2 separate regions of the Homo sapiens genome follow, and region 1 is linked to region 2. A link is a loop called in an ENCODE intact Hi-C map of the cell type or tissue named here. Cell type or tissue: CD14-positive monocyte. All regions are shown on one strand. Each heading gives the region's core, and the rest is flanking DNA. Links, peaks and the distances in the headings are about the cores only. Region 1 overlaps HIVEP2 (HIVEP zinc finger 2). Region 2 has its middle 240 kb from the start of HIVEP2.

Evidence for each region. A loop is a pair of places that touch in the nucleus more often than their neighbours do. Peaks named below come from ENCODE experiments on the same cell type or tissue, not always from the same donor. Only the 100,000 strongest peaks of a DNase experiment are listed, where the experiment ranks them.
Region 1: it touches region 2 in a loop (2.9-fold over the local background); 6 of 110 quality-filtered maps call a loop at or near these places.

Annotation. Positions count from the first base shown.
Region 1 is chr6:142,907,287-142,923,925 of GRCh38, reverse strand. The region is part of intron 1 of HIVEP2 (HIVEP zinc finger 2); the gene reads left to right. Among named protein-coding and RNA genes, the nearest start is that of HIVEP2, 30 kb to the left of the region's middle. RefSeq lists enhancers at 9,924-10,013, 10,034-10,113, 10,344-10,413, 11,046-11,902, 16,300-16,589. In CD14-positive monocyte, for the core only: a CTCF peak has its summit at 10,230 (motif pointing left); DNase peaks (open chromatin) are centred at 8,785, 9,385, 10,195 and 10,745; H3K4me3 peaks cover 1,307 bases; H3K27ac peaks cover 2,114 bases.
Region 2 is chr6:142,694,771-142,711,409 of GRCh38, reverse strand. No RefSeq gene overlaps it. Among named protein-coding and RNA genes, the nearest start is that of HIVEP2, 240 kb to the left of the region's middle. RefSeq lists an enhancer at 8,599-8,828. In CD14-positive monocyte, for the core only: no CTCF peak of the experiment used is centred there; DNase peaks (open chromatin) are centred at 8,129, 8,749, 10,569, 11,189 and 1 weaker place; H3K4me3 peaks cover 2,452 bases; H3K27ac peaks cover 3,425 bases.

The sequences.
Region 1 (16,639 bases), core at 7,553-12,552, 210 kb before region 2:
CAAAGATTCTTTGAGTTCTTAAACCTATTTCATATTTGATTATTTATTGCCTAACAGGATCTTTGATGCTACATTTGAGCCTTTCTGGACATCGGGATTATGGATTAAAAGCCGTTGCTGTACCTCCTGCCTGGTACTGTGCCTGACATAGAATCTAGGGGCTCCACAGGGCTGGCTTTGTGGGCATGTGACCTGTGCATTTGTACAGGGCTCCAAGCTCAGAAGGGCCCTGAGTTTGGTTAAATGATCTGCTGTCACTGTCTTGAAATTAATTTTTGAGCAAGGGGTCTTCATTTCTCTGCCTTGCTAAGGTACAACTGAATAAAAAACAGATGGTGTGTTTGGGATCCATCCAATATATCAGCTGAATTGGAATATTATTTGGAATCAAATATGAATGGTTTTGAAAAAGAAAATCTTCTCCAAAGTGTTCAATATATCCTCTTGGTTGGAACATAGGAGACTGTAGCTAACATCATGGGAAATGTAATAGGTAGCATTAACTATCTTATTTTTAAATGTCATCTGTTATATTTTGGTTCATGCTTATCTTATTGTTCACTATTAAATATTTAACTATGATTTTTTTTTTTTTGAGACGGAGTCTTGCTCTGTTGCCCAGGCTGGAGTACAGTGGCACGATCTCAGCTCACTGCAACCTCCGCCTCCCGGATTCAAGCAATTCCCTACCTCAGCCTCCCGAGTAGCTGGGATTACAGGCTCCCACACCATGCCTGGCTAATTTTTGTATTTTTAGTAGAGACAGAGTTTCACCATCTTGGCCAGGCTGGTCTTGAACTCCTGACCTCGTGATCCACCCGCCTTGGCCTCCCAAAGTGCTGGGATTACCAGGCATGAGCCACCGCGCCTGGCCTAAATATTTAACTATGAAATATTTATCTCTTATTAGTGGTATAATTATTTACTAATTACTGATTTATTGATAATAGTTTGTTAGATGTTGGGCAGGATTTATATTAAAACATGTTTGTTTTCTGGAGAGTACTATGTGTTTACATGAATACATGTTCATATAAATACTATGTATTTACATGCTCATACCTGCAAAATAATAGGAGGGGACAAGACAGTCTTTTAAAAAAATCTGTTTTTGAGGCTCTCTAGGGATGTACATGTCATAATTCTTATTGAGAGCCAGTTCTGTTGCTTAATCAGACTTACGACTGGAAAAGAGGCAGTCAGTATAGAGTGGGACCAGAACTGTGGGTTTCAGAGCTGGCCTGCCTGGGTTTGAGTACTGTCTCAGTTACTTTCTAGTTGTATGACTTTTGGCAAGTTACGTTTATCCCCTTAGCCTCCAGTTTGCTCACCTGTAAAACCAGGATACCTCTTAAAACAGACCTTATGAGGCTTAAGTGTACTAATATATGTAAAGAACCTGGCCTGTAGTAAGCACTCAATAAATGAAGTTCAGGCCACTCTGGATCTTACTATTTTAAAATTTTAGAAGTATACTTATGTGGTTATTTATATTTATTAAATGCGAATTGAGAGCTTGTGTTGCTATCCCCAAAGACATCATAGTCAAGTGAAGGAACTGACTTGCAATTCAAGAATTAGGATATTGGAATAAGGGCAAAAGTAGGGGGAAGCAGAGGGTGAAAAGAAGGGCCTGGAGGGAGCCCTAAACCCTCCTTGCAGAAGAGGTGAAATGGAACATTCCCTCAGCTGCCTTTGGAAGGATCAATAGACACTGAGAGCAGCTTGGTGAGAGTTTGAGAATGCATAGCGAGTTTGGGGAATTTTAAAGAGCTTAGTATGGCTGAAGTTTAAAGGACAAGTGGGAGATTGTGAAAAATGGGATAGAGATGTAAGATGAGGCCAGATCCTGAGGATGTGGACTAGACAGAGAGGAGGGAAATGAAGAAAGGGTCACGTCTTAGACGCCAACGAAGTTGAGTTTCCCCAAAGAGACTTTAAGCATCAATACCATATGCTATGGAGAGTTAAAGTAAGATAAGAACTGAAAAGTGATTAATAATTAGGAAATTGCCAGCATGTAGTTTGATCTGTCATTTGCTATTTAGGGTGATTGACTATTTAAGCTTTGATTTTTTGGAAGTGTGGAGAAGGCATTTAAATTAGATCCCAAAGTTTCTGACTAAAGGAGGATTAAGTCCTAGATTTCCAAAAGAAGTTTGACAATCCTTTTTCTCCCTAGTTATTTCAGATTAGGATTAACTACTGGTTTGAGATTAATACATGGCCTGACTTAGATTGTAATCCTCAGTAGGGATAGGGCAATAGAGCCTTATTTTATCACTGTAACTTCAGAATCTGATGGGATTTTTAGTTCATAATGATAATTAAAAAAAACTGAACATCAGACACTTTTCTAGGCCTTTTACATGTGTTATCCTCTTTTCTTTTGAGGAAGAGTCTCATTGTATGACCAAGGCTGGAGTGCAGTGGCACAATCTCGGCTCACTGCAACCTCTGCCTCCTGGGTTCAAGCGATTCTCGTGCCTCAGCCTCCCCAGTAGCTGGGATTACGGGCGTGTGCCACCACGCCTGGCTAATTTTTGTATATTTAATAGAGACAGGTTTCGCCATGTTGGCCAGGCTGGTCTCGAACTCCTGGCCTCAAGCAATCTGCCTGCCTCCCAAAGTGCTGGGATTGCAGGCATGAGCCACCTTGCGCAGCCTATCCTCATATTTTAAACTTTTTATTTTTTTGAGGCAGGGCTGTTTGTCTTCTTATTTTATAGATGAAAACATTGGAAGGGCAGAGAAGTTAAATATCTTGTCACACTGCTAGTATGTTTTGGAGCTTGCATTTAAGCTCCGGCAGTCCTAATTCAAATCCCAGACTTTCCTTTTTCATGACCTGCTTCCTTACTGTAGCTCTGTATACTTTTGCTGAATGAATGGGTGAATGAATGAATAAATTGGGGAAAAGAGATGGATTTATATATGTATATTGAGACAGGATCTCCCTCTGTCACTCACTGTGGATTGCAGTGGCATGATAATAGCTCACTACAGCCTCTACCTCCTGGGCTCACAGGATCCTCCTACCTCAGTCTCCCAAGTAGCTGGGACTACAGGCATGTGCTCCGATTCCCAGCTAATTTTTTAAATTTTTTGTAGAAATGGGTTCTCCCTATGTTGCTTAGGCTGATCTGGAACTCCTGGGCTCAAGTGATCCTCCTGCCTCAGCTTCCCAAAGTGCTAGGATTACAGGCGTGAGCTACCATGCCCAGCTGGATTAATAAATTTTTAATCCAGACTAGTCAATCTGAGTATAAAATTTTTTATCTCCTTGTTGGTGGTAGGTACCTCATCCCTTTTATTTTCTTCAGAGAAGTTTATTCTTCTGTTACCTATGTGATAACCCAGTTTCTAAATTCTTGAAGCACAGGATGTATTCAGGAATTGATTTCCTGGAAATTAGGGAATTTCCAAATGAGTTCTCCCTCCTGCTATCCAATAAGAATCATGGGGTCTTGGTTGTCAGAGAGGAGGTCTTTAATACATACCTGTGATCTGGATAGTACAAGAGTGGACACCATGGGTAGGGCTCAAAGTGAAGCCGTGAGCCACTCACATGTGACGGAGGACTAGACCAAGGTCAGCTCTGCATGCCGAACCTTTGGAAGCCAGGACTTCGGAGATACAAAGATAATTGAGTGACAAATAAGTAGCAGAATATGATAGAAGGGATATTATCCTTACATTTGTGACTTTCTTTTTAGCTATAACTCTGTGACCTCATGTAGCAGTTACACAAAATGGGACTGTAATTCTTACCTTTGGAGATAAAATGAGTGGTAGAGGAAATGTTTGTTAGGCTTATAGAAAGATCCAACTATTGTGTCTTTACAGTGAACAGAATAATTAAATTTGATAGAACCAACTTTCCTACTGTAGAAATACTTTTAAAGAGTTTATGTCTAATGACATAAAAATATACTTAGGAAGCTCTGTTTTTATACAGAACAAAGTGTTTTTCAACTTCTGTTGTTACATCCTTTGAATAGGTTAACATTTCTGCCTCCTTTGAGGACTAATTCTTTGCTCTTTCACATCAGTGACCAATGTAGAGTTTGCTTACATTTATTTACAACTTATTAACATTACTAGAGAATAGCACACTAAATGTGAAAGGAACAGAGTAAGATCCATGTCAGGGTATCAATTTTTAACTCAATAAACTTATCAGTATTTTAAAATGCCATTTTATTATTTTTGCATAGATAATGTATATTACATCTTATTTCCCAAAGCTTAATAGGTTTGAACATGGACTTTATTTGTAGAAGGCAAGTAAGAGAATAATTATAAAAGTGGGTCTTTGAGTAGAATAATGATAAACTTACCCATATTATAAACTGCATTGTGACATGTGTTTCCTTAAAAGAAATGTGATTCTGAAAAAAATGGCTTGCATTTGAGCCTGTTACTGTGGATCTAGATTTGCATAGAAGACATTTATAGACGGTTCCTGATGTGAGCTGCAGCTGGTAAAATACATTCCTTACCTATCCAATAAGAATATAATAGGATTTGCTTTTTAATTTTTAAAGCACAATTATGAGTCAATATTAAACTATAAAGCTCTGAAACTGGCGAAGAAAACAACTATCAGGAAGAGAGCAGAGAATATTTTGTATATTTCACATAAAGGGCATTTAACAGTATTGTTTTCTAATTTTACTTTCATTTCAATCTGTTTCATTAAAAAAGAAAGTTGAGGTGACTTGCCTCAAAGGTCTGTATAATTTTTGAGGCTTCTTTCTGCTTGTGTTTTTGTAACTGTAAAATAAGAACACACTGAAAATATACTGGAATTAAGAAAGCCAGTGTGAGTAAATGAAAATGTCATTAAATTTGGTAGAGAAATGGACAGATGGGTAACTTGAAGTTAATAAAGACATAAAAATCAAAGCAGAGGAATGTATTTTAAGAATAAAACAATCTAAATTGCATGACTTAAAAGTAAAATAATAGGTAGGGAATTATGTATTATAAAGAAACATGAATGTGTTAACTACAGGTGTTAATATTTAAAAAATTATAGTGGGAATGATTTGAGACTTCAGACTTGGTTACATGGCTTTTATGACATCACTTTTTCTAAATTACTGGAACCTGTGTTTGTTTTTACATTGTTTTGTCATGAGAAAATACATTTATATAACTTAAGGCTCTTTTCTTCATTTATTTCACCTTGTCTTCAAAAAATTACATGAACATGTTAATTCCCTAAAAGTGAAAGAACATTATGTTTTTTATTGGTGAATAAGAAGTTGTTATGGAGTGCTCTATTTTTACAGCTGTGCTTCAGGGTATCACGTTCTGAAGAGGTCAGCTTGGCATGATCTCATGGGCATGAATCTTGGGGAGACAATTCTGAAACAGCCACAGGCCTGCAGCGTCGCAAAGCCAGGGCAGAACATCCAGATGCTGTCGTTAGGAGGCACGCGGTCTGTTAAAGCTTTAGGGTGGAAGACCCAGGAGGATGCAGCTAGAAGAATGCCGCATCCACATTCGTGGCAACTCTCTGGGTGCTGTTGTAATTTTAACTCTTGAGTTCGTTTAATAGAAAAAAATAAATAGGGCTGTGAGCGATGGCTCAGGCCTTTAATCTCAGCACTTTGGGAGGCCGAGGCAGGCGGATCACCTGAGGTCAGGACTTTGAGACCAGCCTGGCCAAAATGGCGAAACCCGGTCTCTATTGATAAATAAATAAAAGTAAATAAAATAAATAGGGAAAAATAAATAGGGAGGCAAAGAGGAAAGGGTTTAAGGAAAAAGGTATTGAGACTGAAGTAGAGAGACTGTTGTAGTTTCATTTCATGGCTCACATTGTTCTTGTTAAAATTACAGACGCTCCGGGCATGATGGCTCACGTCTATAATCCCAGCACTTTGGGAGGCCAAGGTGGGTGGATTGCTTGAGGTCAGAAGTTTGAAACCAGCCTGGCCAACATGGCAAAACCTGTCTACTAAAAATGCAAAAATCAGCCAGGCGTGGTGGTGCATGCCTGTAATCCCAGCTACTCGAGAGGCTGAAGCAGGAGAACTGCTTGAACCCAGGAGGCGGAGCTTGCAGTGAGCCAAGGTTGCTCCACTGCGCTGTAGCCTGGGCAACAGAGCAAGACTCTATCTCAAAAAAAAAAAATTACAGAAGCATATTATGATTTTGAGAAGGTGTGTGAAGCTACTTTCTTTATCTGATAAGAGCAGAATTTCTGTGTCTAATACTCAGATATGATTATTTGGGATATGGATTAGCTTTGCTGTCTTTACTTTGGACTCCTCTGTATCAAGGTTGGTGGTAGTTGAGTACATGTGTGATTGGAAGTTGTTTATAAGATTCTTATTTAATGAAATAAGTTAGGAAATACTAATGTTTTCCCATCATTTAGAAATATGTGTTATATTTTTTATCATCACTGTTAATGAGAATAAAATTTGTTATTTGGAATCCACATGCACTCAGAATTGTTGCCACTTGCAGCGCATGTAGTGTCACGTGGATGTCATTCATACCTGTTGCTTCTGCTGCGGTGGCTGTCACTGTCCCTATGCAGAGCTGTACCAAGATCTGCACTCAGAAAATTTTGAGGAAAATTGTTTAATAGGGTTGGAGTGATATAACCTTTGTTTTCATTATTCATGTATTCTGTTTTTCATATCAAGTAGGTTGATGATCCTGGAGAAGAGAGAATTAGTGATAAAACCAACAGTACATCACATACGAAACTGTTAGTAAAATTTTATTTACTTGTTTTTGGACTATTGGAATAAGAGTAGCAAAGAAGTTATCAACTAATCACCTTTGAAATTTTGGATGAGTGACATAAGTTAATAATTGCTTATGGCAGCATAATTATTAACAGTACAATATTAGAAGAAGTGCATTTAAAATATAGTTAACATACAGTAAACCAGCCTGTCACATTTATAGTATGTCCATTATGCTACAGTAGAAGCCTTAGGAAAATTAAATACTGTATGTATCTTTCTAGAGAAATAATTTCCATCATAATATGGTATACAATTAAAACAGTAGTTTCTTTCAATATGTAAAGGATATTTGCTTACTGTTGATTATTTAACAAATACTTATTGAGTAGCTGTTAGGTGCTGGATGCTGATCTGAGAGCTGGGGATACAGCAGGAACAAAGAGTTTCAGTCCTCATTGGAGGACCCTAATCCATATTAATCTGACAATCATACAGCTGTAGAATTATAAATTAGTTGATAACTTCTTTCCTACTCTTATAATTATAAATTATGCTTTTAAGGTGCCAGGAGAGAGGAGAACAGGAGAGCTTCATCTCTTTGATGAAGTCAGGGAAAGATTTTTCTGAGAAACGGATGTCTTGAGCCCAAATTGACTAATGGGGAGCATTAAATAAGTGAAGGGGTTGGTGGATTCTCCAGGTGGAGGGAACAGCTAGGGCACAGGACCTGTGATCAGTGGGATCATGGTTCTAATCAAAGGCGTAAAGGAACACTGCTGTGGCTGGAGCACCAAGAACAAGGGAGCTGCACAGGGCTTGGTCCACACAGGGTCTTATAAACTCAGTTTAGGATTTTGGTCTTCATCCCAACTTGAATGGAAACCCATAGAAGTTGTTCAGACATGGGGATGAAAGGATTAGATTTGCATTTTGAAATTTACTTGGACTATGTAGTTGAGCTTTGCATGGTGAACAAATTGGAGGGTGGCAAGATTGGATCTAGAACTAGTCAAGAGATTACTGCAGTAAACCAGGGAGTAGATGACTACACTAGACTAATCCACTACAGTGAATTAAAGAGGTAGAGGTGGAGACCAGAGAAAGATTGGTGAGATTTGAGAGATTTCCAGGAGGAGAAATAGATAGGGCTTGATAGTACCTGTAGAGAGTGAAGGAGAGGACGTAGCCTAGAATGAGTCCTAAGTGTGTGGTCTGCATGCCTGAATGGGCAGAGGCACAATTTATTGGGATGGGGCTCACTAAGGGGAAAGCCAGGTTTAAGAAAGTGGTGACTTTTGTTTTTGGATTTGTTGAGTTTAAAGCGGCTTTGAATTATCTAAATGGAGATGCCAAGTAGTCAGTTGATCATAGGAGTCTGGAGGAAGGGGTGGTCTGGAGATGGAAGTGGGTGTCCTTAATGTATAGATGGTGTCTGAGTTGTAGTGGATGAGAGGGTGTAAAGAGAACAGAGACGAAAAGAGAGTGTGGGGCTAACTCTGGAGAAACCCTAACTTTTACAGGCCTGATTCAAGGGAGTGATGCCACCAAGATTAAGAAAGGCTGGCTAGAGGTCCATAATAAAAGAGAGTCCAGTGTCATAGCATCTATGTGAGGAGAGGTGCAATAGAGATTTTGCCAGGGCTGCTGTGATAAAGTCCCACATGCTGGGTGGCTGAAAACAAAAGACATCTATTGTCTCACAGTTCTGGAGGCTGCAAGTGTGAAGCCAAGGTGTCAGCAGGGTTAGCTCTTCTGAGGGCTGTGAGGGGAAATCTGTTCTGTGCCTCTCTCCCAGCCTCTGGCCATGGTTTGCAATCCTAGTTGTTCCTGGGCTCCTCATTACTGTAGTCTCTGCCTCAGTCTTCATGTAGTGTTCGCCATTTCTGTCATGTTGGATAAGGGGCCCACCCTACTACAGTGTGATGTCATCCTAACTAATTACATCTGCAAGGACCTTATTTCCAAACAAGGCTGCATTCTGAGGTATGGAAGTTAGAACTTCAATGTTTCTTTTTGGGGGGCCACAATTCCACACATAACAAGAGGATTCAAGCAGATTTCCCTCTTGCGTAAGGCTCTCCAGGGGAAGCAGTGACAATCATGACCCAGTTCCCATTCTTACACAATATTTTAATATTATTGTGTCCAGTGAGGTTCAAATTAAGTGTTTAATGGTAGCTGAGGTAAATGTAAGGAGTAGGAATAGAAAGAAGATTAAATGGGGGAGAAATAGTGGGGAAAAACAGTTCTTAGAGGAGATGAAATTTGAATTGGGCCTTAAAAGAAGGGGCTCAGGATTTAAATTTGTGGAAAGTTGAGGTAGAAAGGGCATTACCGGAGAAGAAAACCTGCATGAAGTCTTCATCTGGAAAAATATTCAAAGCCTTCAAAAAGTAGGAATCTGCTCTTTGTCACTTAGCATAAAAGAACCATGTTCTTGCTGGTTTCCCTTTGTATGGAAAGAATATTAGATATTTATGTTTGATGAAGAGACTTTTGGCATGAGTAAGGCTGGGTTGTGCATTCAATTGATTTAGTTAACAATTATTTATTATGTACCAACTACTATGCACCAAGGGCTGGGGATACATCAGGTTTTGAATAGTCATTTAACCTCTCCCTGCAACACTTCTGCATCAGCCATCATTTTAACACACAGTTTATGAGTAAAAATGTGTTGATTGTCTGTTATGACTCTGCCCATTTTCAGAGTCATAAATTTAATAGTGACTAATAATTACTGAGCAGCTTACTCAAGACCAACCGCTATTCTAAATACTTGACCTAAATTAACTAATTTAATCTTTATCGATACTTTATAAAGTAGGCTCCAAATTTCATAGACTCTAAGGTATCATCGGTTGTAAGATGGCATTTGATGTACCTCTAAGAAAGGAAAACAAAGATTCCAATTTTTTTTGAAAGATGCCATCCATAGTAAGACACATTCTGATTTCAAAAATGTTAAAATATGAAAAAAAAGCTTATGTCTTAGAATTGGTAGACCACTTAAATTTGATGGCACATGATAACTGTGGCTGACATGTGAGAAAATGGGGGCACCAAGAAGGGTCAGTTGCTTGCCCACGGTTACCTACGGATACGCAGTGTTAGCTCAGGTTCTGCTTCAAGGGGCTGCTGCCAGAGCCCATCCCCAGTACTATGACTGCAATCTCCAAGCACATCTCAGGCACTTTTTTTTTTTTCATATACTGAGAGCCTGATAATATTTCAGGGCTCTAACCTGACTGAGTTTTGCGGTACACTGTGGTGGGAGAGACACGTGCAAACGTGCAACTTGCTGCTGGTGATCCGGCTGATCAGGGACTTTGCTGGGCCAGTCTTTAATTTACTACTTTTTATCAATCTGGAATGTTGACGATGAAGAAATGCCACAATGGTGAGCCACGAGATGGCGTGGAGGTGAGGATGGGGCAAGAGTGGGTGACTTTTCTTGTGGAAAGTGATGCATCTTTGGCCCTGTTCTAAGTTTCACTTCCTCTGAAGGCCACATTCAGCACCCCCTGCAGTCGACTGTGCTCTCTGTGATTGTCATCAGTTGTGCTCTCACCACGTTACTTGGTTTCATTTCCCGTGTTTTACCTTTCCTCTGGTCTATGGTGGCCCTGTAGACACCTCTTTCTTCCAAGGCTTGTGGGAAAGTGCCTAGAAACTTAGTTAAGTATGGCAATTAGATACTTAGTTAAGTATGGCATTGAAGCTGGCAAAAGAAAGCAGTGAGCAGTGAAGTACCAGTGTGATAACTCTTCAATCCTTTTTAGTATTTTCTGTCTTCATGGGGACAGCCAGTGTGCCCTGATCCATGGGTTTTCCCCCTCAAACTGGTTTATTGAAAAAATCAGATATTGTTCATACTTCAGGTACTTTGAAACTATCCAAATGATAGCATGAAGGAAATGTACGTTTTTCGTGTTTCAGAAGTCGTCAGAGTGAAAGTAGAAGTTCTCATTAGCATCCCAAGGCTTGAGTTTTTGAAGATGTTGTAACAGCATGAGTAAGAAATGAATTGATACAACTTTTTGACAAGCTCATCCTAAGCTAAGCAGTTCGGTTCCCATAGGTCACCATGAGTCCTGGTTTTGTCTCCCTGCTGTGGTAAGGGGCCATCCTCTGTGTGCTGGCTGATGACAGTCTTAGTCTCCTCGTCTGTAAATTGGGGATAACAATACCTCCAATACAGCCCAGTGCTTTTCTGATTTATGTCTGCTAAGTACATTTTCATACCCACTTCTAAAATCATTTGATTTTTTCTTCTCCTTATAAATGTGCAGCACAAGCAATAATTCCACCTAAGCATCTACCTCGTAGGAATGATCACAAAACCTTACCATTCTTTAAACTCACAGTCTCCAACCTTTTTGGCACCAGGAACCAGTTTCATGGAGGAGAATTTTTCCATGGTGTGGGGATGGTGGATGGTTTCCGGATGAAACAGTTCCACCTCAGATCATCAGACATTAGATTGTCATAAGGAGCATGCAACCTAGATCCCTCGCATGCGCGGTTCACAGTCGGTTTCACGCTCCTATGAGAATCTAATGCTACCGCTGCTCTGATAGGAGGTGGAGCTCAGGCAGTAATGCTCGCTTGCCCACCACTCACCTGGTGCTGTGCGACGCGGTTCCTAAAAGGCCATGGACCATTACTGGTAACTGAACATGACCCACTGGCCTTGAGAAGCTGACTGTAGAGGAGATGGATGTGCACGTAGCTATCAAGCCAGGATGAAAACAGCCACGAGAAGAGAGGTGTGATGAGGAGAAGGGGGAAGGGATTTCTGAGGAGAAATATATGAATTCTACTAGAGGGGCTTGAGAAGCCTTAGTGGGAGGGACAAAAGTTCGATCACTGTTATTAGCATGTGTTTGGAACTAGATGTAAATAACAATGGTTGTATACACTGAGGCCTGAAGTTGTCTTTTCAGAAAGACTGACACTCTGGAGCAGTGCTCTCCAATTGAACTGCATTGGCCAATATGGTAGCCACTAAACACAAGTGGCTTTGGGGTACTTGAAATGTGGCCGTGCAGCTGAGGAACTAATTTTTAAATTTTATTTAATGCTAATTTTATATTTAAACCTAAGCAGCCACATATGGCTAGTGCCTACCATACTGGATAGCACAGCCAGAGGAAACCTGCTGTCACTAACCCAGTATGGAGATTTCAGATAATTATCTTGATCACAAATCAAATCACAAAGTCAGAGACTTTGATTGGCTTTTGCTTTTCAGTATCATTAGCCATAAGTACTAGCACTGAAACATCCATTAGACACTAAAATACAGTAACTCATTAATTATGAAATGATGAGCGGTCAGTTAAATTAGTCAGTGATACCCTCGACACACACACTCATGCATAGATCTACATGCATGCACACATATCATGCACACATACGCATCACAGACACACAAACACTCACACACATTTCCCCTGATTGTTTCTTGAACTGGACAGAGGGAGAAATATGTTTTTGAATGGCTTGTTGTCTCATTTCTGAGACAGTGAATTAATGATCCTTCTCCTGGGAGCAGTGTCAGGCTGAGCAAAGAGTCCCTGATGGAAGGAAAGGACCAGCTTTGTCCTATAATAAGAACCCTGCAAAAAAGGGTCTCAGATGATTCTTAGTCTCCTCGTCTGTAAATCTGGGGATAACAATACCTCCTCTGTCTGCCTCAAAAGATAATATATGTTTATAAAACCTTCTTTTCAGGGAGGTTTTCCCAAACCAATATCTCATCTTTTTAATAAGCCTGCAGGACACTTCTCTTTCTGTGTTGACTATGGTACCAAGAGATATGATTATACATATTTTCTCCTTGATCTTAAATGCCCTATGGCAATCATCACACCTTTTTAGAGACCCACTTGAAAATTGCTATGTTTAAATTCTGCCCCAAACTTGTTTTAGAATTCTTCCTTTCTGAATCCCAACTGTATTCTGTTCAGTCCTAGGCTCTGCCCCTCTCAGCACGTTTGTCCTCTATTCACTGGGCTCCCCTGAAATGTTGTTTGTGCTTATTTTTAAGTTTTTTTTTTTTTTTTTTTTTAATGTGTTTGTGCTTTGTCTTCCATATTAAAGTGGAAACTCTCTGGGTAGAGGTGACCTTTAAACTTTATTGTCTTGAACTTTTTAAACTTAATTTTATCCAGTGCATTGCAGAGGGTGGCATTCATTAAATTTTGCAGACTGGTAGTAAAATAGAGGACTTGAGTCTTTAGGGCTCAGACTGACATTTTCAATGTGTACTCTTTGGTTATTTAGATCAGTGGATTCAAGCTGTATCATGCACGATGGTCTTTCAAGGAGCGTTAAAAAATTCAGGCCCCCATGCTCTACGCATGTGATTCACTAGGTCTGAGGTGAGGCACAGGGAACCTTAATGTTAAGAGGTAAATTAGGTAATTCTGCTGCCGGTGATCTGAGAACTACTCTTTGAGAAACAGTGGTTTATATATTAAGATACCATTTCTATGGACTGTACTTAAAGAAGACTTTTCTGGCAGTAGGGATCTTGCTTCTAAGCAGAAGTGTAGGTTTGTTGTTGTTGTTGTTGTTTTGTTTTGTTTATCTTTATTTTTATTTTTTGAGACGTAGTCTCGCTGTGTCACCAGGCTGGATTGCAGTGGCACAATCTTGGCTCACTGCAACCTCTGCCTGCCGGGTTCAAACAATTCTCCTGCCTCAGCCTCTCATATAGCTGGGACTACAGGCATGCGCCACCACACCCAGCTAATTTTTGTGTTTTTTAGTAGAGATGGGGTTTCACCATGTTGGCCAGGATGGTCTCAATCTCTTGACCTCGTGATCTGCCTGCCTCAGCCTCCCAAAGTGCTGGGATTACAGGCGCAAGCCACCATGCCTGGCCTGTTTTGTTTATTTTAGAAGAGAATGAGAGAAGAGTGGGAAATTTTGTTGGTAAAACATTTCTTTAAATTATCTTCTTAAATGGGTGGCATGGTCAGTTGGGTAATAGAAATATCTCATCAGAAAGAAACGGATAATGCATGAAATGATTTTATCAAACTGCAATGGTAGAAAATACCTATTCAGCCTTCACTCAGAGCTTGTTTGTCCTTATTTTAGGCTTAGTTTTAATAGGCTTGATGATCTGATTGGCTAGAGATTAGGAGCAGTATATGGAAGTCAAACATTGTCACTGGTAAAGGATGGCATGTTGACTGCAAATGTAATCACTGACAGCCTGAAAGTGAAGAAGGAAATAGATAAACTATAAAAATCAGAAGCAAGATCTTAAAGATCAAAATATAGGCCACTGGAGGAAACAAGAGTGCAGGGGTAAGCAAATGTAAGCATCTCAGTAGCTTCAGAAGCTGTTACTGTGTTTCCCCCAATTTACAGTAGCTATTTTTTGATCTTTCTACTCAGAATCTAAGTTCTACTAGGGCTGAGACCATGCCTGCCCCATATGATACTGTTATCTCCAGGACTTAATGTTGTACTTGACTCATAGAAGAGGCTCCCTAAGTATTTTCCTAGTAAATGGAAATAAATAAATGAGTAGGTTTGCTATGGTGATCTATGTTTATGATAATGACCCTGAGATATTTCTGATTAAAAACAGAGGCAGTTGGTTTTTTTGCATTTTAGATATATGTAATCTCAAAAAATGTTGGTGTATAAAGCCTTATTAAACATGCTTAATATATATTCATTCATTCCTCAGTGACCTCCTCTCTAACACTGCTGCACTCTCCCCTGCCTAGTTTATATTTAAATTGTCTTAAAATCATGGGATTTAATTTTCAGATTATAAATACTCATATATGTAGATATATACTAAAATATTTTGAATCATCTGCCAATGTATACTATACCATTGCTATGTAAACACAGCATCTTTTAAGGTCTTGAAAAATGTTCAGATAGATTTTTGTCTATAGATAGTAGAAATCTGTGTATACCAATTTGAAGCTATCTCTTTCTGTATAGCTAATGCTTTTATAGTTAATTGTTCTTTAATAGATCATAATGATTTCCTTGGGTCATGATATATTTATTAAAATAGGTATTTCAGCATGCATTCTAATTAAGAAAATGCATGTTATGTGTTAGGCAGACACACAGGCTCCATATAGTAGAGACAATAACGTTTAGATACCTCTAAAATGATACACCTGCTCTTCAAGTGTTTCAGATTTGTATCCCTAAAATCTGCCCTTTAATAGACTATTGTTAATTAAAAAAGGAAAGTTATTTTTGATATTCTACAAAACAGGTTAAATTATGCTTGGTTCCTTTGTACTTTGTTTCAAAACTGTGTTTTTAATTCGTTGTGTAGAATTCAGAATTTTTTTTTTTTTTTTTTTTTTTGAGAGGTGGTATCTTACAGAGTGGAGGAAAAGATGAGAGGAAGTCTTTTTCCATAGGTACATATTTGGTCTAAGGCAAAATTTTGAAATAGGGAAAAGTATGTTTTTGACAGTGACATCCTACCACTTAGCACCCTTCTCAACCCAGTCAACCTGAAGGCACCAAGTTATCCAAATTTAGTTCTTGGTCTTTGATTGCTATAGTCCATTCCAGTCTAAATCACTCCTTTAAATTTTTCTAGTTCCAAAGTCATCTGTATTTTCTTACCAATCAAAGGTCCCAGCCAACAATTATTTGAGTACCTGTTCTGATTTTGGCAATGGGCTAGAAACTATATAGAAATAAATGTGAACCCTACATCATGTTCTCAGAGAGAATGCAATCTAATATTGTTAATGGCAAGCATGACTAACTCATTTTACTGGAAAAGACAGAATATGCAAAAAACAGGCATAAACCAGATGAAATGAAAGTTCAGAGAAAAAGACCAATTGCATGAACCAGGAAAGGTTTTTCTGGAAAATGTGGACCTTGAGGATTGGTTAACATCTTTAGAAGCAGCGATGGGTTGGAAGATGGACATATGTTACAAGTGAAAGTAGGAACACCACATATGGCTGCCCAAGAGTTGGATTTTGTAAAATCGTGAGGGCACCATTCAAATAGAGTATGATATAAATGGTGGCATGAGTGAAAGTCAGGAGATGGGAAATATACAAGGTTAGGATCTGAGAATCATAAGTAGGAAGGCCTGGACCATGTTGTGATGGAACTTGAATGAAAGAGTGAAGTTGTTTTGCCCTGTTCTTTAGGTTGTTGTGCTAAAAGTCCTTTCAGACCTCTCAAACTTTGAGTTTCTTTGATTTTCTGTAATTCAGTTGGTAAGAGAGAGCTGAGGAAGATTTTTGAGTAATGGAGTGGCTTGAAATTTCAGAAGATGAAAGATTAGTTAGAAATACATGGGGTGAAATAAATCGAAAAGTTATTAGACTTTAGATATGTTTAAAGTGGTTCTGCTCCTTTAAGGCCATCAAAGTACAATTGGAGTATACATCATACCGATGCTCTAGGGGAGGTCACAAGAACAGACGTTTTTGGATTGGTCCTGAGCGCAGGTCCTCTCTGTTGAATTGCCCAGTGGACAGCCTGTTGATCACAGCTGTTTGTTTATGGGGTTTCACTCCCTTCTTGAGCTCCAGCTCCATGAATCGAGAGCCCCAAAAGGAGGCTTGTTAACAGGCTGCTGGAGTAGGGTAGAGGCAAAGTAGTGGGGCTCAAATTACAGAGGTGAAAAGGAAATTTATTCATTCATTCATCAAACCTTTACTGAGTACGACTCAGGGTAAGCAATGGCTTTGTGTGCTTTGTGTATATTCACTATCTGGTACTGTTTTATTGCTTTGACCCTTTCTTCCCCCAAATTCTCTAAAAAGTTTTAGATTTCTTCACAACAGCTGAGACTCTCTAGGGGTAACAGTAAGACTACTGGTAGTGCTAGAAGGCGACAACCCGGGGAAAGCAGCAGCTGGTTTTATTTTTGGTTTTCGTCAGGTGGTTGTAAGTTGAGA
Region 2 (16,639 bases), core at 6,193-11,192:
TTATACATCCTTTATAAATAGCAATGATACATAGCATGTCTCATCATCTCCCCTGGACCTTCAGGATATTTCCATGATTTTAAATGCTTATCTGAGGGACAGCTGCTTAGCTATCAATTGATACTGTTGTCTCAAAAAAGATTTCATAGGATTTTCTTTACCCCATAAGAATGCCCATTCCCAATTCAGAGGGGATTTCAAAAAATAAGGAAATGACTTGGGGTTAGACATCCATTTCCTTAACACAGACATATTTAACTTTAAGCTTGCTGAATCTTAGATATTGGTCTAATATGTCTGGGATCCTCCTAACTCCAAGTGAAGAGGCCTAAAATTTCTCTATTTTTACTGGAAAAAAAGAGAGAGTTTGACTTTCAATGCCATACTTTTTTTTTTCTTCTTTTTTTTGAGACAAAGTCTTGCTCTGTTGCCCAGGCTGGAGTGCAGTGGTGTGATCTCGGCTCACTGCTACCTCTGCCTCCCAGGTCCCGGTTCAAGCAATTCTCCTTCCTCAGCCTCCCAAGTAGCTGGGATTACAGGCACATGCCACCATGCCCAGCTAATTTTTGTATTTTTAGTAGAGACAGCATTTCTCCATGTTGGCCAGGCTGGTCTTGAACTCCTGAACTCGTGATCCACCCTACACGGCCTCCCAAAGTGCTGGGATTACAGGCGTGAGGCACCGCGCCTGGCCCACCATACTCTTAAATAAAATCAAAAGCCATCTCGAGACTATTTCTTTTGGAACCTTCCTATGCATCAGGCTGCATAGTCTGCAGAGTGATCCGTGCCATTCACGTGATGAAACCATTGATAACTGGCGTTATTCAAATAAGTGAGATATCAGTCAACACTGTTTAATATGGTGTTTAGCACCCTTAAAAACAATTAAACCCAATGGATTTCAGGCCAAAACAACAGTCTTGGAAGATCACTTTAGTTAGGGCCCAAATAACTGAATTGAAGTCAAGAAAAGGCTGGCCTGCCAAGAAGTAACAGGTGATTATGTAGGAATACGATTTGAAGGGCTCTGACCTTCCAGTGGCAACACTGTGTGAGTTTGTTTTCTGTACCCAGGGGACCGAGTGTCAGGATCCTCACTGTTGAGTGCTGGATAGAATGGGGGTGGCAGGGAGTGTACCATTATTTTGGTATGCTCTCTCTTAGTAGTTGTAAAGGGGAGATGGTAGTTAATGACTTCCTACTGGGATATTGGTTGCATTAGGCTTCCATCAGCCATTGTGGAAACACTAAATGGGGTGTGAATGAGGTAGGTAGGCTAATGAGGGGGATGAATAAGATACATGGTAGTGCTGCACAGGGCAGAAGACGAACTTGGGTTAAGCTCAGGCTAATTTCTAGCAATTGTCTTGACCCTTAGTCTTAATAATTTGATGAAGGACATCCTTGTGCTGAATGTTGGTAAAGAGACAAAGGAAATGGCAGAGGCCAGGTGCAGTAGCTCACACCTATAATCCCAGCACTTCGGGAGGCCGTGGCAGGAAGGTTGCTGGAGCCCAGGAGTTTGAGACCAGCCTGGGGCAACAGGGCAAGACCCCATCTCTACAAAAAAATTTTTAAAAAAGCTCAACATCACTGATTATTGGAAAAATGAAAATCAAAACCATAATGAGATACCATCTCACACCAGTCAAAAAGGCTATTATTAAAAGGTCAAAAAATAAGAGATGCCAGCAAGTTTGTAGAGAAAAAGGAATGCTTATACACTGTTGGTAGGGGTGTAAATTAGTACAATCATTGTAGAAGACAGTGTGGCATTTCCTCAAAGACCTAAAAACAGAAATATCATTCAACCGAGCAATCCCTATTACTGGGTATATACCCAAAGGAATATAAATCATTCGATTGTAAAGACACATGGATGCATATGCTTACTGCAGCCCTATTCACAATAGGAAAGACATGGAATCAATCCAAGTGCCTGTCAATGATAGACTGCATAAAGAAAATGTGATACATATACACCACGGAATACTATACAGCCATAAAAAGAATGAGATCATGTCCTTTGCAGGGACATGGATGGAGCTGGAGGCCATTATCCTTAGCAAACTAATGCAGGAACAGAAAACCAAATACTGCATGTTCTCACTTATAAGTGGAATCTAAATAATGAGAACACATGGACACATAGAGTGGAACAACACACACTGGGGCCTATTGGAGGGTGGAAAGTGGGATGAGGGAGAGAATCAGGAAAAATAACTAATGGATACTGTGTTTAATGCCTGGGTGATGAAATAATCTGTACAATAAACCCTTATGAGATACGTTTTCCTGTGTAAAAATCCTGCACATCCTGCACATGTTTCCCTGAATTTAACATAAAAGTAAAAAAAAAAATCAGTTTTTTTCCTAGAAGTGCCTTTACTTACCTTTTACTGGTAAAGAATATTTTCACTATTATTGAATTCTTGGTAGATCTGGCACTTTAAAACACTTTAAACATATTAGTATGTTATCTTCTGATTACTTGTTTCTCTAGAGGAGTCAGCTGTCAGTGTCATTGATCCTTTGAAAATAAGGTTCCCATCTTATCTAGCAACTTTTAATGTTGTGTGACCATCACAACTATTTTCAAAACTTTTCCGTCATCGCAGACAGAAACTCCATATCCATTAAGCAATAAATTCCCATTACAGCCTTTCCCCAGCTTCTGGTAATCTCTATTCTATCTGCTGTCTCTATAATTTTGTCTATTGTAGGAATTTTATATAAATGGAATAATAATATTTACTTTTTTGTGACTGACTTCTTTCACTTAGCATGTTTTCATGGTTCATATGTGATGTAGCACGTATTAGAACTTCATTCCTTTTATGGCTGATTGACATTCCATTGTATGGATATATTGTCTTGTTTATCCATTCATCTGTTGGTGGACATTTAGGTTGTTTTACCTTTTGGCTATTGTGAATAATCCTGCAATGAATATTGGCATACAAGTATCCATTTGAGTCCTTGTTTTTAATATTTTGGGTATATACCTAGGAGAAAAATTGCTGGATAATATGATATTCTATGTTAACTTCAGGAGAAACAGCTGAACTGTTTTCTACAGTGGCTGCTTCATTTTATACTCCCACCAAAAATATGAGGTTTCCTAAATTCTGAAGTGTGGTATCACTGAAATCTCTGTCCCTTAGTTTGTGTCCCATTGGCAATTTGACAAAGATTTCCTTGAATGCCAGGAAGTTTTAAAAGTTGCCTTTTTCTTAATTCCACATTTTCTTAAGTTGCTGCAAATCATGACTCTTTCTCAACATTCTTATATATTTGGTTCTGATAGTTTTTGCTGTTTTTTTTGATGTTTTTTTGGGGGTACTGGATCTTGGAGCTGCCTACTCCGCCATTTTGCTGACATCATTCCCAAGAAACTCTTTTTCTTGTTTTTAGCAGTGGGGTGCCTAGGTATGGTTTTCTTAGTATTTCTCCAATTTGGTTTTTATAATGCTCCTTGAATCAATCTGTGGCTCAAGTCCTTCATTGGGTTTGATAAATACTAAGCCATTATACCTTCAAATAGTGTTTCTTCCTCATTGTCATTCTCTCCTTGCCTCTGGAGTTCCAGTTACATGAATTAAAGCTTTCTCCTGTTCCCATTTGAGTCCTTTGCTCTTTATTGGTCAGTGTTCTCCAGAGAAACACAACCAATAGGGTGTCTGTATGTGTGAGTGTATACATTGTTCTGAAGTTCTGACAGTTGCATCGACTTCTGGTTCACTCCTCATTGGGGTGTAGCCCCCAGAAGTCTCAGCTGAGATCCTGGAGTATTGACTGGGGCTTCTCCACCTTGACAGGTTCTGAACTCCAATTTTTGCCACTTCAACTCTGTGAGAAGGTCAAAAACTCTGCTCTGATTTTCTGTGACTTCCTGCTCTGCTTCTTGTCTTATGCAGCTTAAGAAAAAATCAGCAAATGCCTCTTGGAGAAAATGAGTATATCTAGTCTACTTCCTCCTGCTACCCTTCTCTCCTGGATTCTGTTCCCTTAAGTCTTGGATACTTTGGCAACTGCCCCCCCGTCCCCCTCCCCCCACCATCCCATCTTACTATTTTTGTTTTGTTTTCTCTTTTGTGTGTTTTTTTTTGTCTACAGCCGTGTGAGATTTCTATAAGCTCTGTTTATTTCTCTGTTTATTAGCTCAGTCCTGTAAAGTGGATTCTTAACTTCTGGTTTCAAGCCAAAATCTGTCAATTGCTCTAAGGGGAAAACCTGCTTGTAGAATATCAGCTCAGCTCTCTGTTTCTCCTTTTTCTCTTCTCTCCAGGATGTTGGTTCGTCAAATCCTGGTTGCCTCAGTCTCTTTCCAATGCCTTCAAGTAGAGGGTTGTTGTTCCTGACTTTTTTAAAAAATATTTTATCTGGCTTTTCTGTTTGTTCTTAATAATTGGTTTGGTGCAAACCATTTCATCTTCTAGAAGTAAAAGTCTAATACATGATTTTGAAGATATCACTCAACACATCTTCACTGTTTCTTGGTCAGTTATCTGAAGAAAATATTAGCCCCTTGCCTTTATCTTCCCATGCTCTAGCCCCTTCCAGGGAATTCGTAATGTGTTTGCTAAACTTCAGAAATAGAAGAAAAATTATGACCTTGAGATGTGCATTAGAAATACTGAAATTTGGGGAAAATAATAACTCCAAAGAAAATTTTGTGCATGGTTACTACAGGTATCAGTCATCCTTATAACAAAGTTATTATTAATGTTTGTTCTTCTCTTATTTTAGTATGCCAAGGCTTTCTCAGCTTCCCTTAATGAAATATTTTACATCAAGGCCTTTGATATTTAATCTGGATGTGTTTGAAGTCTGATTACACTTAGTCTAGCACCTGTAAATTTTGTAATTTATTTTTAATCTCTCCTACTTATAATTTCTACATTTCATTCAGATATTATTAAGGCAAATTATAGGTAGTCATATTTCCTGATGTTGAGTTGGCATACAGCTTTCTGTTTCGTTTTGGTTTTGTTTGCTGGTATCATTGTTCCTGAATTTCACTCTGTATTAGTCTGACTATAGAGGTTGGCCTTGTCCAATATTTTAGAAGGAAGTTTGTGTCTTCTTGCTTGCAATTCTCTGCCTGTTTTATTACTTGTAACCCTGAGGAATCCTGGAAGAATGAGTACTAAGCACAGGAACAGAATGCAGGTTTTCTTACATTTCGGCCCGAACTCTAAATCAGAAAAATGAAAGGCCAGATCCCAGATGGATTGCTTTCTCTTTTATTTCTTGCATTAGAACAATCTCCGCAAGAAGTGACCTACTTTCTCACAAGGCATTTACTGTCATATTTTGACCCATCTACAGGTATACTGCCCATAATGCTAGTGATTCTTCTGAGCCTGGGAACATAACTCAAAACCAAACCCAAACAAAAACCCTAAACTCATTGTCTTATCACCTCTCGTGTTTTTTAAATCCACTGCCACAGCATATAAACAGTAATTGTATCATATTAATTATATACCTACGTAAGTGATAAAATGTCATAAGTATTGATCACTACACCAATGAGCTAAGGTGGGCTCCTTAGCGAAAACAGCATTGTTCCTGCTGGATAGCAAAACTTAAGTGACTAGAACCAGAAAAAATGAATTCACTGTATTTTATTCTTGGTTGTTCTTGTAGCAGACAATGCAATCATACTATTATTACTAATTCTTTGCTGAAAGTCCTCCAGCCACCTGAACGGAGCTCCAGACATTGTAATGTGATTCACAAGGAAATCATAACATCATGGCAACTACACAGCAAATTGGAGAAATTAAGACTGGCCAATGAAATTGCAAGATGGAGCAGAATTAAGGCAGCTAAAAGGAAGGTAAGAAAGGAGAGAGTTGAGGAATTATTCCCCAGCAGCCATTGCAGTAGAAAACCTCTGTGAAATAATTATTTTGATGTAAAGAGTGGAGGGTGGGCCAGGAACTATAGAAGAGGAAACATCTGAGGGCTAACTACCTTGATACAGCAAATACACCAATGTGCATGGCACTAGGATACTAGGAAAACATTTTTAGGAAGCACTGATAAAACTAAAGTAACTTGTGATCCTCAATTGTGACATGTGCCTTCAGGCCATGTTGGTATTCCTACCCTTCCAGGCCTCTCAGGATGCCGTATCACAAGATAAATTTAATTACTGACTGCTTAAGCCACACTTAAAAATGAGGAAGAGGTTTGTTAGTTCCCTATTCGTCTACCCCAGAGAGGGAAGCTGGTGGTCCTCTCTGCATACTGCTATGGGAAGCCCAAATTTGAGGTGGGGGCATGGACTCATAAACTCATAGTGGACCCACCGGTTACTAATAAATTTTATTTTACACTTCTTTTTGGCTTTGACTATATTTCATACTAAAGAAACATAGGAAATAATGAGTGAACCAAGAGCCCCTGGACCAAGGAGCGGTGAAGATGTTCTGGCATTCACCACCTCTCACTCTGTGAGTTTGGGCAAGTCATTTAGACTTTCCAACCTCATTTTTTTCATGTAATGAATGGAAATAATAATCCTTAATTGAGGGATTAAATGAGATAGTGAATCTCAGGTGACTGGCACATAATAGTTGCTCAGTAAATAGTAGCAATTTTTATTAACTCAATTTTTTTACAATTAAAATAAAGATAAGTAATAAAAGAACACAAAGCTGTTTTTTTTTTTGATGCCATATTCAAGGGCTGGGGCAAAGAAAATTCACTTTTGTAATATTTGGGAGAAGGTGTGAAATGAAACTCGAATGACAAGAGAAAGTTTCAATTACCTTGACATTTGCTTTAAACACTCTTGATCAAATTTGGACAAGTGTAACCACTTCATACCAGAATGGCATTGGATCTAGTTTTCTCCACTTGAAAGTTTGATGACTGGGCCCTGCATAATTCCCAAATGCCACAATATGGGCTGCAGACAGGTTCTCCAGCCTTAATTGTGAGTTGACATTAACCAAGTCGCCCTGACTCCAAATGATCTCAAAGAATTCCAGTATTCCTTTATGTCTTTCAGACTCTAGAAAACAAAATGTTTAACTCTGCATTGTGCTTATTTCCTTTGTAATCAAAAAGAACATTGCTGTTAAAGGTTAACAGTTTGCATTGGAAATGAGCTCAGGGTTAAAATTAATATGTAACAGTCCATGTTTTTCCCAGTCAGTAGCAACAGATATTCCTAAGTCGTTTGGATAATGTTGGTCTTTTACATTTTTTCTTTTTTTTTTTTCAAACTTTCTCATGTTGAATCTCTTCAGGAAATAGCAGCAAGTCCCATTTGATGACACAATGACCTTATCTTTTTCATAGATGTTGTGACAGTTGCCTGTTGAGAGGGTAACTGCCAATTAAGAGGTGGGTATTTGATAATTTCTTATCTAATGTGGCTCTAAGAAGAAAAGGTCCTTGAACTACCTGTTCCTTCTTTTAGGCCTATATGAGTTTCCCACCTCCACCATAACAAATCACCACAAATGTAGTGGCTTAACACAACACAAATTCATTATCTTACAGTTCTAGATGTCGGAAGCCCCACACAGCTCTCACTGGGGTAAAAGCAAGGTGACTGGAGGGCTGCCTTCTTTCCAGAGGCTCTAGGGGACAATCATTCTCTTGCCTTTTCTGGCTTCCAGAAGCTGTCTTTATTCCTTGGCTCACATTCTCTTTCTTCATCTTCAAAGCCAGCAGTGTTGCCTTGTCTTAGCCACCTCTCTCTGATCACAGCTAGGAAAGTTACTCTGATAGTTAAGGACCCATGTGAATACATTGACCCCACCTGAATAATCCAGTATACGCTCCTCAACTCTGGATCCTTAACTTATCACAGCTGCAATGTCCCCTTTGCCAGGTAAGGTCACATATTCACAGGGTTCCGGGAATTAGAACGTGTGTGTGTGTGCGTGCGCGCGCATGTTGCGGGGGGTGGGGGGGAGGTCATTATTGTGTCTTACTTGAAAGAAAAATGTAATTATAACTTTTGGGGAAAACTTCTAAATATTGTCTGCACCCCTTGAACAGGTACATCAGTTTTCCACCAGACGGGTTTGGAGATGGCTTGTTACAACACGTCAGTAAGTCCTTGACTGAATGCTGTCAACAGAGGAGCTCAGCCTTTCCATGTCATGCACCACCCTGCAGGAAGTGGGGCTTTCCACCACACTCAAGACGTTATCAAGGGCACTAAATTGCCCCCAAGGATCCTGGAGAGCATGAAGGAATGTGAATGAATTGGAAAAGGCATAGAAAGTGGAGTCTTACCCAAGAAAGACCCTGAACAGTCTGGGCAGGTAAGGCAGCTCAGCCTGACTCAGAGATGGCCTCTCTTGAGAGAGACAGGTTTGCCAGAATTGATAAATATCTTGTGTCTGGCAATCTGAGCATGAATATAACAGAAACAGGACAATGTAGCTCTGATTGGATTAGAGAACTGGAGGCAGCTGCAGGAGTCACACAGACAGTAGAGACAGTGAAAAACAGCCCCCTGCCAGGCAGTGTCACTGTGTGTGGCGGTGCCAGGGCGCCTGAGTCTGTCTCTGGGAGGCTGAGGTAATGGCCCCTTCTCCTCAGAGCCCCGGAGGCTGACTGTGAGCTTCTAGGCCCAGACGTGACTGCTCTCTTCATGGGAAGTACAATGTTGAGTGTGTTCCAGGATTTGTCCTGTGCTGGTTTCCCGGGCACATTTTCTTATGCTGCAAATGAGGAAGCGAAGGAGTAGGGAGAGCAGCTGGGGGAGGGAGGAGGCGTGAGGAAAGGGGAAGTTGAAAAGGTGATGGGTTTCCTGGAGTGGGTTAGGCCACGTTCATGGCCCTTCTGTCTCTGACCACTTACAGTAACAGAGACCATTTCCAGAAGCCAGAGGAGTTTGAACAGTCTTGAGGGAGGAAGCAGGTCAGTAACGATGATGAAGAAAATAATATGACTGAAAACAGAGCACAGAGGAATGACAAAGACGTTGCACCTTTTTTTTTTTTTTTTAATTTAAATATTTCACCTCGGCCTCCCAAAGTGCTGGGATTACAGGCCTGGGTCACCACAACCAGCCGCAACTCTTGATCTTGGAAAAATGGAGGCAGCTTCATTGTCAGAGAAGGTCTGGACTTGCTGTTATTTTTTATAGCTGTTGAAATTATTAGGGCCAAATTAATGAATGGAAATACAGAGATATGAGGAAGTTGCCAATAAGCGGTTATATGAAGGCTTCTGGAAGTGAACTGATGTGGTAATCACTTATAATGTATATGTATATCAAATCATCACGTTGCACACCTTGAAAATACACAATTTTTATTTGTCAATCATGTCTCAATAAAGCTGGAGAAAAAAATAAAGTAAACCAGTCTGAATGGCCACGATTTGTGCTTTTGGAAGAAATACATTAAAGCAGATATGCAAGTATTATGGTTTTTGTTGTCATTGTTATTTATAGCAGTCACAATTCATGGCACTGTGGTGAAAACTATAGGCTTTGGATTCAAATGGCCTGTATCGAAATCCCAGCTTGACCATTTATTAATAGTATGACTTTGGGAGACCACTCCAAACCTTGCTTTACTCATCCAAAAAATGGGGATAATACAATACTTATGTTGTAGAGTTGACAAGATTAAATAAGATGATGTGGTTAAAATGATTGGTGCAATGTCTGCACCTTGATACTAAAAAATGTTGGCCTCTATTTTTAAAAATTGTTATTTAGTGGATAAGTATTTTACAAATTTACTCTCATTAGGCTACTATTTATATGTACACCCTGAGCTGAATGAGTTTATCAGACCAGTACCCTTTTGTCAGGGCACTGATAACAGGAAACATAATAGGGAAATTTGGTGACGCGTAAGAGGATGGAGAGACCCATCCCAAGTAGGGGACACTAATCAGGAGAAGTTCGATGATAGGTCCTGGGGGTTGTATTATGAGGCACTGAATACTTGAGGGTATAGTACATAGCCTATTTTACTCTTTTGCTTATTCTAAGTGTATCAAGGATACAACAGAGACAGCTGTCTATAACTTCAAAGTGTACCAAAATTCTGTTTTCCAAGGTATTGAATCTAATTGTGTTTGTTTCTAAAATAAAAATGGATCCCAGTCAAGGAATCCTATTAAATAGCTCCACAACCTCTGGCACCCTTGATCTGTAAGATGCATGCATAGGGCAAAATGATCTCTAATATCCCCTGTGACTTACATTCTGTGACTCTAAAATAATGCTAGGGCCAATGTTATGTATTTCTTTTTATAGGCATTCTCTTTGTCTGGGGAGAGCAAGACCATATGCCAGAAGCATTGTGTAAGTCAGGTCAATTAAGAAGGATTGCTCCTTCGGCCTTGGGTTTGCTTCAGCAAATCTTTAGAGCTGGCTTTTTATTTATAACTCTGTAGAGGACCAAAACAACTCTGCATCTGACTAGGGTGTGGAGGAGCAAAACATAGCTCTATGCATTCCCAAATCATGAATTTTTCTCCTTGACGTACGTGCCATCACAGACAGTGCAGCTGCATGTCATAGATTTTTAAGGCTTGATTACAAACAACCTCCGACAGACTTCCCTGGGAGGATGATGAGGAAGTTGTCCCCGGCACGCAGCTGATCCTTCTCCTCCTTGGAACTGAGGCTACAGCGTTGAAGGGCAAAGATGAGCACCAGTCCTGGCACCTAGGGAAGAATGGGATGAGTTTAGGGTTGGGGTAAAAATCTAGAGCATTCATAATCAATTCTCTCATATATTGGGTTTGATGTATTTTTTTCCTAGCGGTCCTTAACATTCCTCATTTCTACCTGTCAAGAAATGCTAGAACTTGGGGCTGGATTTTCTGCAGCATTCAGGCCATCATTATATTCTGTTCATTTGGTTGCTTGAATTTGGACTGTCCCCCAGTCTCATGCTCCAATGCCCTCAGGTTTTGTCCTTTGATTTCCAGGACCTTAGACAGTGGTCTCTATGCTTACTGGTTCAGATTGAATTAGGGTCTTATAATCTACCCTCCAATCTCCCCACACCCACCCCAAATTTCACTCATAAAGTCAGTTAATAACCCCCAGGACTAGAACAAGTGCTCCTCGTAAATGGTCCCATGGTAACCTGTGCTTGTGCCTTTTGAAATACTTCTTGTGTGTGTCAATGTCTTCCTTTACAGAAAAAACTTCTTGAAGACAGGAACTGAAACTGATTCTAATTGTATCCCTAGTGTCCAGCACATATTAGAGACAAAATATATTTGCAGAATGACTGAATGACTAAATCTCCTGTCAGATACCAGACACGAAAACATGAGCTAATCACCTGATCATTTGGTCCATAGTGATTCCTACCCTGGTCCAGCTTTTGGGTCACGGTGAACAAAGCTACCATCATCCTTGATGCTCGTGAAAGAAACCTCAGCGTAATCATGATTCTTTGCTCTGCTTTGTATACACACTTCATGCAGCTGGTTTTTCCTCTTGAACTTCTTGCATATTATGTGAAGACAAGCACTTGTATTTTTAGAATGTCTGTACCATTCATTTAGACCCTTTCCTCAAGTGGAAATATGGCACTGAATGACTCAGTTGCAATTAGTCCCCTGAAACAAAGACTTTTACCTATTTCATAGAAGAATATTTTTCTGTCCTTTATAGTAGGGTAACCATATCATTTATATTCCAAACCAGAATTGCTTTGAGAGTGAATGAGGCCACTATTAATAATTGTACAGGTCAACTAGGGGTAAATTTGGACTCTACAGGGCACAGTGGGACATATGGTTGCCTTATTTATAGATGAAGATGCTGCTGAGCTAGCACCACCAAGCGTGTGATGTGTACATGATGAACCAGTTACACCTCATTACCAGGGTATCTCTGTCACTGGTATGACAGATGTGGACAAGGTTGATTTGTGCCCAGCTCTTAATTTATGGAAGTGAATGAGTAATGACAAGAGAGGCCAGTGCCATTGAAAGAAGGTTTTTATTACCTACAGTTTCCAAGAAAAGGGGGCCACCACATCACAGAAGGCCACGTGGGGAGGCACCAGGTTTGGTCAGGAGGCAGAAGGAGGTGCAAGGGGAGACCATGGCCAGAGCCCTCATTGTGTTTTTCATAGGAGAGGAAAGGGAGGGTAGGGAAACAGCTTAGGGTGGCTCAGTTTGAATAAAGTCAGTGAGCTCTGGTCTAGTGGGGTGGTTTCTAGTTTGGTACCTGGCCCTAGGGCAGGGGACTATTGACTGGGTTTGTGGGAGTTAGTTCAATGAGGTGGTTCGAGGTACTAGTTTTGGGATGGATCGGAGGGTTGTTAATGCAATTTTATGGGCCAGTGCAAGTGGATCACAGGGAAGATGCAAACAACTGTGGCTGTTCATTTGTCCCTGTGATTAATGGATGCCAAATGCAGAATCTAAGAGATGCAGAACAAAGGTAGTTGTTGAAAGGTAGGGTGCACTTCTGGGAATAGAACATAGATGGCCTCGGAGAGACCCACTGGCTGGGTGGAGATTAAACCAGCAAACTTCACATCATTAGCTTGAAGCTCTGATCCATACTTACCCAGCCTGTTCTCAGCTTAGGGAATAACAACTTCTAGAGTTCTTGGGACCCAGAAGAAAAAGGCAGTACTCAGGGTAGGTTGAAGATGCATCTTGGAAATCAATGGTTTGGAGAAGGCTCCTGTCCAGGTTTTGCATGAAGATGTAAAAAATAAATACTTCTTAGTATATTTTAAAGAATGCTGTGGATGATTGGCTTTATTTTAGGAATTATGTGAATGTGAAGTTCTTCTCTTAGTTTTATGTCAGGGAGGTGTTTACCATGGTGAATAGATAACCCAAACTTGTGCTTTCCAAGGATGGGGTAAGGAAACAGTGAGTCCAGCAGGAGTGCAATGAAGGTACAGCACCACATGCCCTCATCAGAGCCTGACAAAAAGGCCGTGGCAACATTCATATCCTTATTTTATAGCTAAGGAGACTGAGAGGGGTTAAGTGAGGAGTCCAAAAGGCTGCAGCTTTTCAGAGGCAGCATTTATCACAGAACGAGGTCTGTCTGACTCCTCACTCAGGGTCCTGGCAGTCTGACTTCTCTAGACTCAGCTGTGAGTTTCCATGTGAAAGAAAAGTAGCAGTTCTTTCCACTGAGCCAGCTCTTGCCTGGTTTAAGGGCCTGGTTTAAAACCTGCAGACAGTCTCCTAGGAATGGAAGGCCCTTCCTTCTCTGGTTCTAGCAGCGGGCGGGCTTTTGCTTATCTCCCAGCATGTTGCCGTTTATGGATTTGGGCAAAATAACAGAATTGCACAGCTTTGGAGTGTCAGACTTCTTTTTTTCCTTTTTCTTCCACACTGAGCTTCCTGTTTCTATGGCAATGAATAGGATGTTTTGCACCAAGAAACACTTTAAATGCCACTGGGGGAAGGTAAGAGCCACGCATAGCTCTCTACAGAGCAGGAAGGTGAAATGAGATGCAAAGAAGAACTGAGTGAAACAAGGAGAGAAAGGATTCAGAAAAGCTGGGAGCGAGGTGAGAGGCAGGAGGAAGGAGGTTAAGAAGCATCTGTTTGGAAGGAGAAATAAAATAGAGATAGCAACATGGCAGAGAACTGGAGCCTTCAGAGTGGCAGCCTCAGGTTCCGGTGTATCTTCCAGCACTTAGAAGGAACACAACTTCCTGAGAGCCACAGGAGTGGAGGGACAAGTAGTCTTCTGGAAGCAGGCTTGCAGGAATGCTGGAGGCACTCCCACACACTCGCACTACATAGGACCCAATTGATGGTGTCTTCCAGTGTAACCTCTAAGATAGGGAGGCTCAAATATCCCCCGTGAATACTTACCATGCTCATCTAGGCTGGCACAAGGCCCCTGAAGTCAGCTCTTCCACCTACCTGGTCAGAACTAGGGTTTTCGATCTGTGACCGATGCCTGTGGGCTGACTCAGGAGGGCAGTGATGGCTTCCTTGCCTTTACCACCTTCTCTATTTGGGTGGGATCATCCACGCATGCTCCCAAGGAGGCAGATAATTTATAATAATGAGGGATGTGAAAGGACACTTTGAAAATTAAAGTGGCGACTTGGAAAACATTCTTTCTCTCTTTCCCCTGTCCACCTTTCTCCAACCACACACAAAATTATATGACCTAATCAGCATGCTGGAAAGAAAGGCCACAGAACAATTAAAAATGGAACCTAGTAGAGCCTAAGTGCATACTAACTACTTCTCACTTTTGATTTTGCTAATTCGAATTCCTCCGCCACAGCCACGCCAAATCCAATCAAGCTCTGTCTAGCTTGAAGTTCCTGTTCTATAAGGTTTTAAGATCCATAAACTGCAATTAAAGGCACAGTAGTAGGAAGAGTCAATCAAAGGGGAGCCTCAAAATAGCTGGTCCCCCTGGAAAGCCAAGGCAGATATATTTGTCCAGCTGCTTGTGGGAGAAGGCCCGAGGCCTCTCACTCACTCGCCAGAGGCCCGTAAAAGGCTCACCTACAGCTGCTTGTGAAATTGGTTCCTTGTAAGTGAAAGTCGACCAAGAGTCCTATGAGCCAGTGGCAGCTGGACAGAGAGGACCTGGGTGCCAAACGGGGCAGGAAATGGCCAGGGGCCAGGGTAAACAACCTGGGGCAGGAGCTGAGGGGAGCATCTGTCCCAGGATAGCTCAGAGAAGTGCTGCTTTCCAAGGGTTTGGCCAGGGCGACTTGATTTATTTTCAGCAAAATCTGGGTATGCCCTAATTTACTATGGGAGCCTCGAATTTGCATGTCTGCTTTAAGAGACCCTAACAAGCACGCATAATAAAATGTTAATTTATGCCTTCTGCTAGGATTGGAATTGAGTGTGGCTTGACGCAACTGCAAAACAGAACAAATCTGGAAACTCTGGCAGGCAGAAGAGGAGAGTGGAGGGAGCACGTTTCTTTGAGTTTGGGAAGGGAGGCTGAGAGGAGTCTGGGAAACTTCCTGGCACCCAACTCCCTCCAGAACCCCTGAAGGGACTTTCTACAACAGCAGAGGGATGGCCCTTCTGTCTCTACAGCACTGACCGAGCACTACAGTATCGAACAGCACTGGGCACAGACTAGGTCCTGGGTAAATATTTGGTGTGTTGATTAATAATATGAGAATGTTCTGAGGTCAAACACTTCCTTCCATGTTTTGGGAACAGTGAGGTCTTGCATAGAGCTTTAAAAACTCCACACCCAGCTTCACATTAAAGTGGAAAGCCAGCACACTTGTGATGTTCTGAGCTATTCTAAATAGCAGCCCTCCCTGGGTCTCTGAATTCTTCTGAACCTAGTAGTGCCACTGCCTTGGGCAGTTTTGTGGAAATGCCTCTTCCCATTCAGCTTTGCCCAGACCATTCTATCCTGATGTTATTCCCATGGCTGGCACTCCAATGTGTCCTAAACCTGTCCGGTTTCTAGAAATATGACAAACATTACCTCTATTTATCCCTTTCTTCTGTTCTTACTGACACTGAGCTTGCAGGATGGCAGTATTAAAATACACCAGCAGACTTCTGGCAGGTGGTTGTAAACATCTTTTGGAGTTCCTTCCCAGTCTATGACACCATTTCTCAAGGAATCATCCCCCTCTCCACAAAAGGGAAGGCCAAGTAACCGAGCATCCACCATGACTCTTCCACTTTGGCCATAGATTGCATCAGAGTTCTCACTGACCCAAGCTGGACAATCAATATCTTTCTCTTGGGAATTTGGAATTGGACTTAAAGAAATGGATAACTAGAGATCAGCGTCTGTGTTTGGCTCAGACATGAATTTTGGAGCCATGGTGGCCATACGCAGGGAGAATCAGAACAAGTCAGTGTGTAGAGAAAACCAAAAGGCAATGCCAAAGAATGAACCGAGTCAAAAGAGGCAGGGCTACATCTGCTATTGACTTCTGAGGATGACTTTGCATCTTTACAGTAAGTTCTTGTTTATTGATTAGCCAAACTTTGCTGGCTTTGATGCTTGTAACCAAAAAGACTTTAAAAAGACATGAATAAGTTTTGCCATGGATTTCTGTAGCCCCAATCCACTCTGCATGCCTAACCCTAGTCTCTTTCAGATGCCACCACTCTAAGTCTGGCAGGGCTCCCAACTGCCTATGATGTCATGACCATGACCCCTTACTAGCTCTCAGGGCACTCCCCAAACTATCCTGCCCACTCGTCCAAAATAATTATTCTTTCCTCCTGTGATGTGCTCCTTTGCTTGAGTCTAATCATGCTCTCTCTACTCTAAACACACTTCCCTGGCTCTCTTCCTCCTGTTTCCCTGGACGGCTTCCCAGGCCTGGAATGGTCTACCCTCTCCTCCCGGCCATACAAATACATGTAGATTGGACAGTAGATGTATTTTCTTGTCTGCAAATGGAATGGTTTCTATCTGATGTCCTATGTTAAGGAACAGAAATTATCACAGTGGAAAAAAAAAAGCCTATTGGTGGGGCACAGCACCTCCAGCCACTTGGCTTTGGTGAGCCTGATACAGTATCTGGCCCCTGCTAATATTTGTATTTATGTAATGAAAGATTTACCCAATTAAAATAGATCTGAACTACAAAGGAAATGCTGCACTAAAATGTGTTCTTGGCTCATACAAGGAGAAAGATTCTCCTTCACGGAGGAAGACTTGAAGGGTATCCAGCCCTAGGGAAGT